Regions from separate parts of the Homo sapiens genome. Here region 1 is linked to region 2. Evidence: chromatin contacts called from ENCODE Hi-C data. All regions are on one chromosome and are shown on one strand. The core of a region is the stretch at or near the end of the contact, and the rest is flanking DNA. Distances in the headings are between cores, read along the strand shown. Region 1 holds the start of ZNF416 (zinc finger protein 416). Region 2 holds the start of ZNF470 (zinc finger protein 470).

Region 1 (5,460 bases), core at 48-2,547, 1.0 Mb before region 2:
ACATAGTATGTATGTATATTTATGGGATACGTGAGATATTGTGATACAGGCATACAATGTGTAATAATCATATCAGGGTACACAAGCATTTATCATTTCTTTGTGTTACAAACATTCTAGTTATAATACTCTTTTAGTTGTTTTTAATGTACAATAAATTACTGTTGACTGTAGTCTCTCTACTGTGCTATCAAATACTAGATCTTATTCATTCTACCCTGTCTTAAGGAGGCCTTGGTAGCCATGCTGAGGTTATGGGGTGCTGCTTCCAAAACCAAAAGTATTATGGGCAGCTGGTATGAAGGATCATAGGCTTATGGTCTGTGAGATCCTGTATGTTTAAGAAAGCCCAGTCTTATTGCCAGTAATTACTGTTTTAATGGTGTATAGCATGAGGCTGAAAGAGACAGTTTCCTGCATTGGAAGCTTTTACTCAACAAATGGCCGTTGTATGTGGTTCAGAGATTCCAAGAGGCATGAGAAGTGTAAACCAAAAATAAAATTCCCAGCCCCCCAACCATCTGAATGCATCCTTCCTCTTGGCCAAGGGCATTCCAAAGTTAATCTGAAAAACTAGTTCAGGACGTGATGGGAAGTGAGGGTCAGACTTGCCCTCCTCCCCTTGGAATTCAGGCACAACTGACCAGCATTAACATTAAAACAGAGATTTTAAGACTTCTTGTAGCAATAAGACAGTGAATTCCAGCCTGATTGTAGTATAGCATTACATGACAGATAGCAGGCCCTGAAAGGAATTGAAGTATTTTACTCTAAACTTTATTTATTTGACATATTTTGAAGAGGCCCTGCAAAGGTGTGTCTTGTGGAATCTGCATTTTGCTGAGAATCCCCTTTCCTCTCCAGGGTTTTTTTATTTTCATGGTCCAGGAAAGAATTAAGAGTCTGGCACCTTTCAAAGTCTGATAGGAAACATTTACAATCTATTCCCTCTGAAGCCTGCTGCGTGAAAGCTTCATCTGCTTAATAAGAACCTTGGTCTCTACAACCTCTTATCTTAACCCAGACACTCCCTTCAGTGGGTATGGGACTGCGGAAATCGGCCAGCGGCCCCTTTAAGGAGCAGCAAGTCCCTGTCTCGCTCTTGGTGTCGCGCCTTTTCCTAGCGCCCTCCGCGGGCCGCTTAGCCCTTGTTCCGGGTGAATCTCAGGGAGGGCACCGGAACCCTGGGCTTCTGAGAACTACATTACCCATAATGCCGAGCGCCAAGCTGCAAAGACGCGGAGCCAATCAACGTTCAGGAACGGACCTGTCTCCGTTTGTTGCATACGGTAAGGCGGGACTTCCGGCACCGCTCCGAGATGGTAATTTTGGTGGTTCTCTACCTCGGCCCACGCCGCCTGAGTTAGAAACGCTGCCTCCGGCACAGAGCGGGGGTCGCCCCGCTGCGCATCAGCCGGTGGGTCGCTGGCGCTGGTGGCAGCCGTGCCTGGGTTCCCGCCCCGGGTCGCCCGCCGCTCCCGGCCCCGCTCCGCTCACAATCCGATGGCGGCGGCCGTGCTTAGGGATTCGACTTCGGTGAGTGCTGCGTCTCCCGGGCCTCACCTGCCCTCTCCGCCGGAAATCCAACACCCTGCATGAGGGGCGCCTGCTTGCGTCCCTGCAGCCCGACCCTAGAGTCCAGGACTATGAGGCCCTCGCGGGTGGGGCTCCCATTTACAAGCCTGGTGTCGTGGGCTGTGGAGGGTGTGGCAGGCGGAGGGGCCGGTTTCTGTGAATCTTGCTGGGACGATTGAGCCAGTAACGTTCACGCCCGAATGGTAAAATGAGGCTCTTTCTTTTCAAGACGCTGAGAGCCATGGGTGGTTGTGAACAGACGAGGCACATGGTCTGAGTTAGACTTTTCAAATTTTTTCTAAAGTTACTCAGAGTTGGAACAGCCTGGAAGGGGGATAACACCGAGGCACAGGGAAGTTGAGTCCTTGTGCAAGGTCCCACAGCAGGTAAGAGTCACACGGAACTGAGGAGCAATAATAATTTAGTCATCACCAAGTCACCTGGCTCCAGGGCTGCGCAGGGAAACAAGGAGGCATCAGCCCATGGAGCTTCCACCATAGTTACCTGCCTCTCATAGCCTTCCTCTTCCCGCAGGTTCCCGTGACTGCAGAAGCTAAACTTATGGGCTTTACACAGGTGAGTGGAGAGTGTTTCGGGCCCTCACTGATGCTGACCCCAGTGTTTGTCTCTGAGATTGTGTTCTGGGACTCTTCTCTTGGCACTCTTTGGGTCCTTGGTTCTAGGAATCCTGAACAAACATCAGTCCCAGGGTCATACATCCAGGCTGGAAGCTGGTATAGAATGGTTCCTATTGCTGGGAACCAGTAAAGTAAGGTGTGGAACGTTGTCTCAGGCTTAGATACCAGATGAGCAAGTGCTTGAAGGTCAGGCTGAGCTGGTTTAGGAAACTACAGCTGTTTTCTTTCTCATGGGAACTGAAAGCTGGGATGCAGGAATCAGACAAAAAATGGCTGTCAGTTGTCGGGTGTTTCTTCTGGAGTGTGTGATGAGCAATGACAGTTTGGGGGCAGAGGAGGTATGTGATCTGATCCAGGTCTCATCAGGTTCCCTGTGTGTGGCCAAGCTGAGAGAACAGGCTGAGTGTGAGGTATGAGATAGGAAGATAGTGAAGAAGGCTGCTGCAGTAGTCCAGGTGAGTGTTACTGGTGGCTGGACTTGTGTGGTGGCTGTGGAGGTGGTAGTTGGATTTTAGATCAGTTTTTTTAAGTAGGGAAGCCTGGATTTTGAGATAGAAAAGTAGGATTTAGGGGTAAAAGCAAGGTGTTTGGGTTTAGCAGCTGGAAATATGGAAGCTCCACTAGCGAGGATTGTAAAGTTGGTAGTAGAGTCAGTTATCTCTAGAGATAATCAGAAATTTTGATATGGACCATCTTTATTTTTAAAATTTTTTAATAAAAATCATCTGAACATGGCCCAATGGGACATCTTTTAGAGTCTGAGATGTTTCAAAGAACAGTTAGTTTAGACATGAAGTGGATAGTTTATCCTACAGGACTAGAACTGTGTTGAGGGATTCAGGATAGAGACATTTAAAAGGTGGTGGCCACTACTTGCCTAGGGGTATAGCTTGGGACACAATTAGGAGGTGGAATCGTGATCACTTTGGTAATGCTATTACCAGCCCAGGGAAGGAAGGTTGGGGGTCACTACTGGCTCTCCTGCTTGGGGACATGGTTGGTCATGGTGGGAATCACAAAGACAGGTATGGGAGAGAGGTGGCTATGGTAGGGTGTGAGAGCAAGGATGATCTGGCAAGTGGCCAAGGATCTAGGAGAAGAGTGGGCATGAGATCAATGCTTGGAAGTAATTGAGACAAGATGACACTGAGACCAGAACTAGTGCTTACTCAGCACTCTGGATATATCTACCAGGGTTTTGTGGCAACCCTTGAGGTGTCAGGAATTTCAGGGAGGTGGATAAGTTGAGGGGCACAGGTGGTCATCTGGGAGTTATTGGGCCTGAGGTGTGGGGGTCCCCTGGGGCAGACTTTGAATGAGGGTTAGCAGGAGAGGAAGGCTGTGACTTAAGAGAGGACATCAAGTGCAGCGCTAGTGCAAGAGGGCCATCGGTGTCAGATCCCCAGGTATTTCTGGGTGACTGAGGATGTAGAAAGGGACAGAGTCAGGCAGGGAGGCCTTCAGAGCAGGGTCTCTGAAGGGCTGCCTTTGGCAGTGGGGACCATTCAGCCTGAGTGGCACCGGACCTCATTTCAGTTTGCCAAGCACTTTCTGAATGTTGCATTCCAACTATCGTGGGGATGCCAGAGAGATGCCTATGGTGTGGGGCAACAGGGTGGAAATAGCCGTGGGAGTGAGATTGTTTGAGAGAGTGTGTGCTTCAAAGAGTGATGTGCATATGGAGAGGAAGTGTGAACTGAACAACCCATGGCCATGGCATTGAGGATATAAGAATGATGGCAAACCTCATCATTGTTTGTATGTGAGTGGCATAATTTTGGAAACCCCAGGAGAACTGTCTGACAAGACAAAATCCAGCCCTATATGCTAGACCCAGAGTTTAAAATGGCATTTCCTGGCCCACCTGCCTGTTGGTGCTGTGGGAAGACACAGTGATGATGGGACCATGAGGAGAGGGCAGGAATCAGTGCCACCAGGTCTTGGTATCTCCTCTGAGGTGGGGCTTAGGTATGGGGATAAGCAGGGAAAGGATGTGTGGGGGGCATGAACTTGGGGTCCTAGGAGAGAATCTGATCATGGAAAGATCTATCCCCATCATGGCAGGGCTGTGTGACCTTTGAGGACGTGGCCATTTACTTCTCCCAGGAAGAATGGGGGCTCCTTGATGAGGCTCAGAGGCTCCTGTACCGCGATGTGATGCTGGAGAACTTTGCACTTATAACTGCGCTGGGTAAGGCCCTCACACCCACTCTCGTGTCCTGGTCTTCGTCTATCCTCTTTTTCCTCAGAGGCAGCTCTGCCGGACCGTGGGCTTTGCTGACTTCCCCACTGTCTTGGCGTATGTGCTGTGGTGTAAGGAATGAAATCATTGCACTCCTTAATCAGCCCTGACATTTGCTGTCCCAAAATGCACAGGGATGGGTCTGGCTGTTAGGTGTCTTGAGTCAGCCTAATGCATCTCCGTTTACTTCTTCACTTCCTCTTTGGGTGGCTGTGTCCATATTCATGGTACTTTGTGTCTCAAATTCTGCCTCCTAGATGACATTTCCTTTGACTACCTGTGTTAGGAATTTGCAGAATTTTCCTCATCAGTATTTACATGGACCATGAGCTGTGGTTGCCAGAACCTCCTTCAAGGATCTGTGTGATATTAATTTTCTTTCTTGTGTTCTCAAGGCTGCTGACTTGCTCTGGGCCACTGCAGGATACTCACCTGTCCCAGCTTTCCCTTAGGACTTGCTTCATTCAGGTCCCAAGTAGTGGCACATCTAGAGGTGGTGGGAAAGCCCTGGTTGTTGGAAAGGGTGAAGATGGGAATATGGCTTCAGAGGAAGCCTGGCCTCAGTCAGTGGCACCTGGGTGAGGACATGGCATCCAGCCTGTTTTCTAATCTTACCAGGAATTTGCCCTGTGTCATCCAGAGTTTGGTGCTAATGCCACTGGACACATCTCATTTCTATGTTTTCTTCCTCTTCCTTGACACTTTGCTGGCTTATTGCTTCATCTGGGACATCCGGCCTCGTGCTGCCCCCATCTTCCTGCCCTCCATGTGTCACCAGTTTCTCTGCACTGCCCCCCAGCATGTTTTCCAACACTGACCCACTCACGATATGTTGTGAGTTGTGCACATGCCAATTAAATATTTCTTGAACACAAGATCGCAATTGGAATCTCCCACTCACTTCCAATTGCATTATCTTGGGCCCGAATAATGCCAGCTTTCAGCACAGCATACACGTGCCACCAGCTGACAAGATCTTGCCACAGGATTTGGCAAAAGAATAGA
Region 2 (4,974 bases), core at 1-2,500:
TGAAGTTTGGTGCTGATACTCCCAAAAGGTCTTAGAACTGTGTCTGGCACATAATAAACACTCATTAAACATTAGCTATTACTATAGCATGCAGGAAACTAAACAAGCACAGAACAATATGGCTAAAAATAGCCCTTCCTCCCCCTTTCTCTTTATTGGAGTGGGAGGCCAGAGGGGAGGGAGAGAAGCCCAAGGAATGGGGATATCTTCCGTTATTGACTAGAACGTGATTAAGCCATAGAAAGGCTGGAATGCCTCGGCATTTCTGGGTGAAGCTGTGAATCTCGCCTTCTTCCCAAATCCTACAGTGATAGATGGGACAAGGCTCTGACGGGTAAAAATCTAAATGCTGAGCTATTCCTTCAACAGCAGCAGAGTACCCAGAAGTAATGCTATAATGGGTAATATTACGGGTAGTGTTCTCTCCCATGGGCCCTTAGTGATATACCAAGGACCTGAGTCAGGTTATCTGGTTAGGTGTCTCTGGCCAAGTCAAGGTCCCTCCCTAACTAAACCCAGCTCCACTCTGACCCAAGGTGACCCTCCAAATCTTTCGACTTCCAGGTCCACTAGCCTTAGAAACGGGGGACATCCTCCTCCAGCACCTGAACCCCGAAAGACAGCACCCAAAACCTCAATGTCCACTCCGGCAGCCACATCCGTCATCTGTCACTCTTACCTGTGTACTCAGTCCCCATGGTCTTCGCTCCTCGCCGTCCTGTGGACATGGAGCCCTGTCCTGGGCTCTGCCCCTTCCAGATAGGGCTGACAGGAAATGCTTCAGCCGAGGCTGCCCCGCCCGGGCAACTTCCCCGGGCTCTAGGACTTTGCCCACACTGGGCTCTACGCAGTCGATACAGGGGAGAACGGGGTAAGCCTCCTCCGGCCGGGTTTCCTGCTCTTGGCCACTTAAAGTGCTTCACTCATTCCAACACACACCGCCTTCCGCACGCCGCCGGGCCATGCACGCAGGCGCAGATTCGCGGCCACGCACCGGACAGTCACACACCGGGCCGCCATCCCCGCGCGCGCTCGCCCCTCCTCAGCACAGCACCGCACGCTCACCACGTATGGGCACTCACAGCCACCAGGCCACACGCGCACGCTCACGCCCGCCGCCCACACAGGAACCAGGACACCGCCCCCGCCGCGCCCCAGTCCAGCCTCGGCCGCTGCCCCGCCCAGACCTCCCTTCTCCTCAGCAACCGGCGGGACGTGCACTCGCCCGGCTTTGGGTCCTTTCCGGAAGTGGGCGTGTCCTCCGCTGCAATAGCCCCTGGGAAGTGTAGTCCGGAACGGAGGCGGCGTTCAGAAATAGGGCGCTGGCTTTGCCAGGAGCGGCTCCTCTCCAAGCCTGGCGGTCACTGCCCTGTGTCCCCTTTTGGGCCTCTCCTGGTCCTCCTGGTTGGATTAGGAGGCCTCTCAGCCCGGAGTCTGGGTCGCCGAAGTACAGGCCCCTTCACTGAAGCGACCCACGGCGCAGGGGTTTCTGGAAGCCATCGCCAGGCTCCGAGTGTTCAGATGCAGCTGCCAGGCTCAGGACGCAGAGAACTGGCTTCCAGCTCGCAGGAGCGCCTGTCCGTGGTGGGTAGGGTCGCAGGCGTGGGGTGTGCAGGAGCAGTGGGACAGCACTGAAACGCAGTCGGTAAGGCGTAGCGGCTACCCTCTGGAGAGGAAAACCATGACAGGGCGGGGCTTGGGGCGCGGGCGGGGCCTACGCGATAGAAAAGTGAGGAGATTGGGATTTGTCTGCTTTGCACACTTGTGACTTTCTGATGGTGCGCGTGTGGAACCTGTTTTATTTCATGCCTACTAGTTACTGCTCTCTGATATACGGTACGCCCCTCACCTCCCCCCACCCCATTTTATCTCTCCCTGCTGGAAGGAGGGTTCCAAGAAGGCACACAGCTTCCGTCCTGTTCAGGGTTATATTCTCAGTGACTAAAACAGCACATAGTAGGTGCTTAGTTTTTTATTTTTATTTTATTTTTTAGGAAATCACGAAATCTAGCATTGCCAGTCTCACCATGACACAACATGTTATAGGCTGAATATGTCCTCCCAAAATTACTATGGTGAAACCCTAACCCCTAGTGTGATGACGTTAGGAGGTGGGACTTTGGGGAGGTAACTGGTTTTAGATTAGGTCATAAGGGTGATACCCTTATGATGGGGTCAGTGCACTTATTAAAAAAGAGGAAGGAGGGGTCTCCATGTTTACACAACCACCAAGCAAAGGCCATGTGAGGACACAGCAGGATGTAACCCATTTGCAAGCCAACGGGGCCCTCACCAAGAACTGAATGTGCCAGCACTTTAACTTCCCAGCCTCCAGAATTGTGAAAAATAAAGTCTCTTAGTCAAGTCACTTAGTCTATGATATTTTGTTATAGCAGCCCCAGCTGACCAAGATACAGCATCATAGATACTGGCTCACCAGAAACTAACTCACCCTCCCAGTCACACTCAATCACCCAAGGCCACACAGTGACATCTAGACTGGACTCTCCTGGATCCAATTTATGTCAGACATCATAAACAACATAATAAAGCCAAGTCTAGCTGTGAAGATACTTTAACTATGAAACAGCAAATATCATCTTAGAGCTTGTAACGTTTGTGGTTATTTGAGTTGGATGAAAATGATAATATTCTCATTTTAGCTCTGGCATATAAAGAGCTCGGAAGCCTTCATTCCCATCTTCACAACAACAAAATCATTCAACAAACTGAAAATCAACTTTTCTTAGATCCATCAGAGAACTGAAGATAGAAAGGTAACTGACACCCCAAAATCCCGAGAAAGAAAAATACATAAAATTACAGCCAAGATTAGCTTACTTGAAGCAGAAGCCACTGGAGTTATAAACTGGTAAAAACTTTTATTTTTTATAATTTTGATGAATTGCTGGAGGCTTAGTGTGGGCTAACTTGTGAGTTAAAAACTCCTAGGGGCCCAATCTTAGATGGGCCCCCACACTTTCGTGAATTTTACCTCCAGAAACCCTATCAAATTCTCTCAGTGAAGAATGGGGAAAAATCTCAGGTTTTTGGGCAAGGGGAGGAGAAAAGTAAGCACCACATTTTCCATAATAAACACCTGCACTCCAAGAAAAACTACTTACTAGAGTCTTGTTGGACCTTGGGGAGAGGCAATTGGCCAGCTCCAGTCCCTCTATAGCCTGTCTGTCTCAGTAAGGCAGGATTTTTGAAAGGCTAAGAAGTGCTTCTGAAGATCACAGTCCAAGGCCTCAAGCCCACTAGAAAAATAGTATTTAATAATAAGATTATAGAATGCTTCCCTCCCCACTGTACCTCACTGCCACACTAATGGGGCTCTGGTCAATAACAGTAGATTACAACAGAGAAAACTGCAAGGCACAGACTCTATTTAAGAAGGAGTTCTTAGGGAAGCCCACAGAAGGAGAAGCATCTTGGAAAAAGTAGACAACATGCAAGAACAGATGGGTAATGTAAGCAGAGAGATGCAAACTGTAAGAAGGAATCAAAAGGAAATCCTAGCAATTGAAAACCATTGTAACAGACATGAAGATTACCTTTAGTGAGCCCCTCAGACTAAGACACTCTGAGAAATGAATGGGTGAGCTTGAAGATATGTTAATAGAAATTTCCCAAACTGAAATACAAAGAGGAAAAAAAAAGAATGAAAAAAGAAAAAGAACAGAATATCCAAGAACCATGGGACAATTACAGAAGGTGAAATATATGCGTAACTGGAATACCAGGAGGGGAAGAGAGAAAGGAGAGAAAATATTTGAATAATGACTGAGAATTTTCTAAAATTAATGACAGGACACCAGGCCAGTGTGGTGGCTCATGCCTGTGATACATACCAGCACTTTGGGGGGCCAAAGTGGGAGGATTGCTTGAGCCCAGGAGATTGAGACCAGCCTGGGCAACATAGTGAGACCCCATCTTTAAAAAAATACAAAAATTAGCCGGGTGTGGTGCTGTGTAATTGTAGTCCCAACTACTCGAGAAGCTGAGGTGGGAGGATTGCTTGAGCAAGCCATTATCCTGCCACTGCACTCCCTCCTGGGCAACAAAGCAAGACCTTGTCTCTAAAAGCAAGAAAACAAACACCAAACCACAGATCTAGGAAGATCAGAGAACACAAAGCATTATCACAAGTCACCTTTTGACATTATCACCAGCACTATTCAGTCCTTTTAATTTCTTTCAATCCTTTTTGTTTCAGATTAAATAATTTCTATCTATATTCAACTTCATTAACTATTCTGCCACCTCAAATTTCCTGTTAAACCTATCCAGTGGATTTTTACTTTCAAACATTGTATTTCTTAGTTTTAGAATTCCCATTTTCAAACTGATTTACTCATTTGCTGAAATTCCCATCTGCTCATCCATTAATAGCATTTTCCTTTATGTCATTCAGAATAATTATAATAGGGGCTTTATCATTCTTGTTTGCTAATACCAGTGTTTAAGGATTTGTATTGCTTTCTTCTCTTGAATGTGGCTTATGTTTTCACATATCTAATAATTCTTACTCTATGAGTAACACACTGTAGAGACTCTGTTGTCTCTACAGACAAAAAGTCCGTCTGAATTTTGTTTTTAGTAGGCAGTTCACTGTGTTGAACTCAATCTCCAACTCTTGTCTCACTGAGACAGGTAATGCTAAAGCCTTTGTTGGGATGCTTGGAGTTTGTCCAATACTTGTATAGAAAAGGGACTGTCCAGAAATTTTGGGTCTTAAGTGCTGGTGAAGGCTAAAAGGATAGTGAGAAATACTCCATTAAAAACTGGAGGAAAGAGGGTCCTTGTTATGTAATGGCAGAAAGTTTAGCAGCCTGTTATTTGCAGCTAATGCAGGAAGAAGAACTGGGTGACGTAGCTAAGATTTTCAAGGAATGTGCTGAATGTCCTGTTGCTGTTGTTTTCTTGCTGCTTACAGAAACATGCAAAAGAAGAGATATAAATTGAGGGAAT

Evidence for each region. A loop is a pair of places that touch in the nucleus more often than their neighbours do. Pooled maps may share reads with other maps.
Region 1: a pooled map shows a loop between it and region 2 (9-fold over the local background). The contact joins the promoter of ZNF416 here to the promoter of ZNF470 in region 2. A Hi-C loop is called at or near these places in 7 of 50 pooled maps.

What each region holds. Positions count from the first base shown.
Region 1 is chr19:57,574,748-57,580,207 of GRCh38, reverse strand. It overlaps ZNF416 (zinc finger protein 416), which reads left to right and starts at 1,297. Exons shown (of 4, transcript NM_017879.3): 1 at 1,297-1,536; 2 at 2,110-2,151; 3 at 4,278-4,404. The coding sequence starts at 1,504. RefSeq lists a silencer at 1,388-1,607.
Region 2 is chr19:56,563,744-56,568,717 of GRCh38, reverse strand. It overlaps ZNF470 (zinc finger protein 470), which reads right to left and starts at 1,250. Exons shown (of 6, transcript NM_001001668.4): 1 at 680-1,250. ZNF470-DT (ZNF470 divergent transcript) reads left to right here and starts at 697. Exons shown (of 2, transcript XM_047439806.1): 1 at 697-1,645. The coding sequence starts at 697. The coding sequence ends at 1,635. RefSeq lists enhancers at 811-920, 1,301-1,510, 1,521-1,570.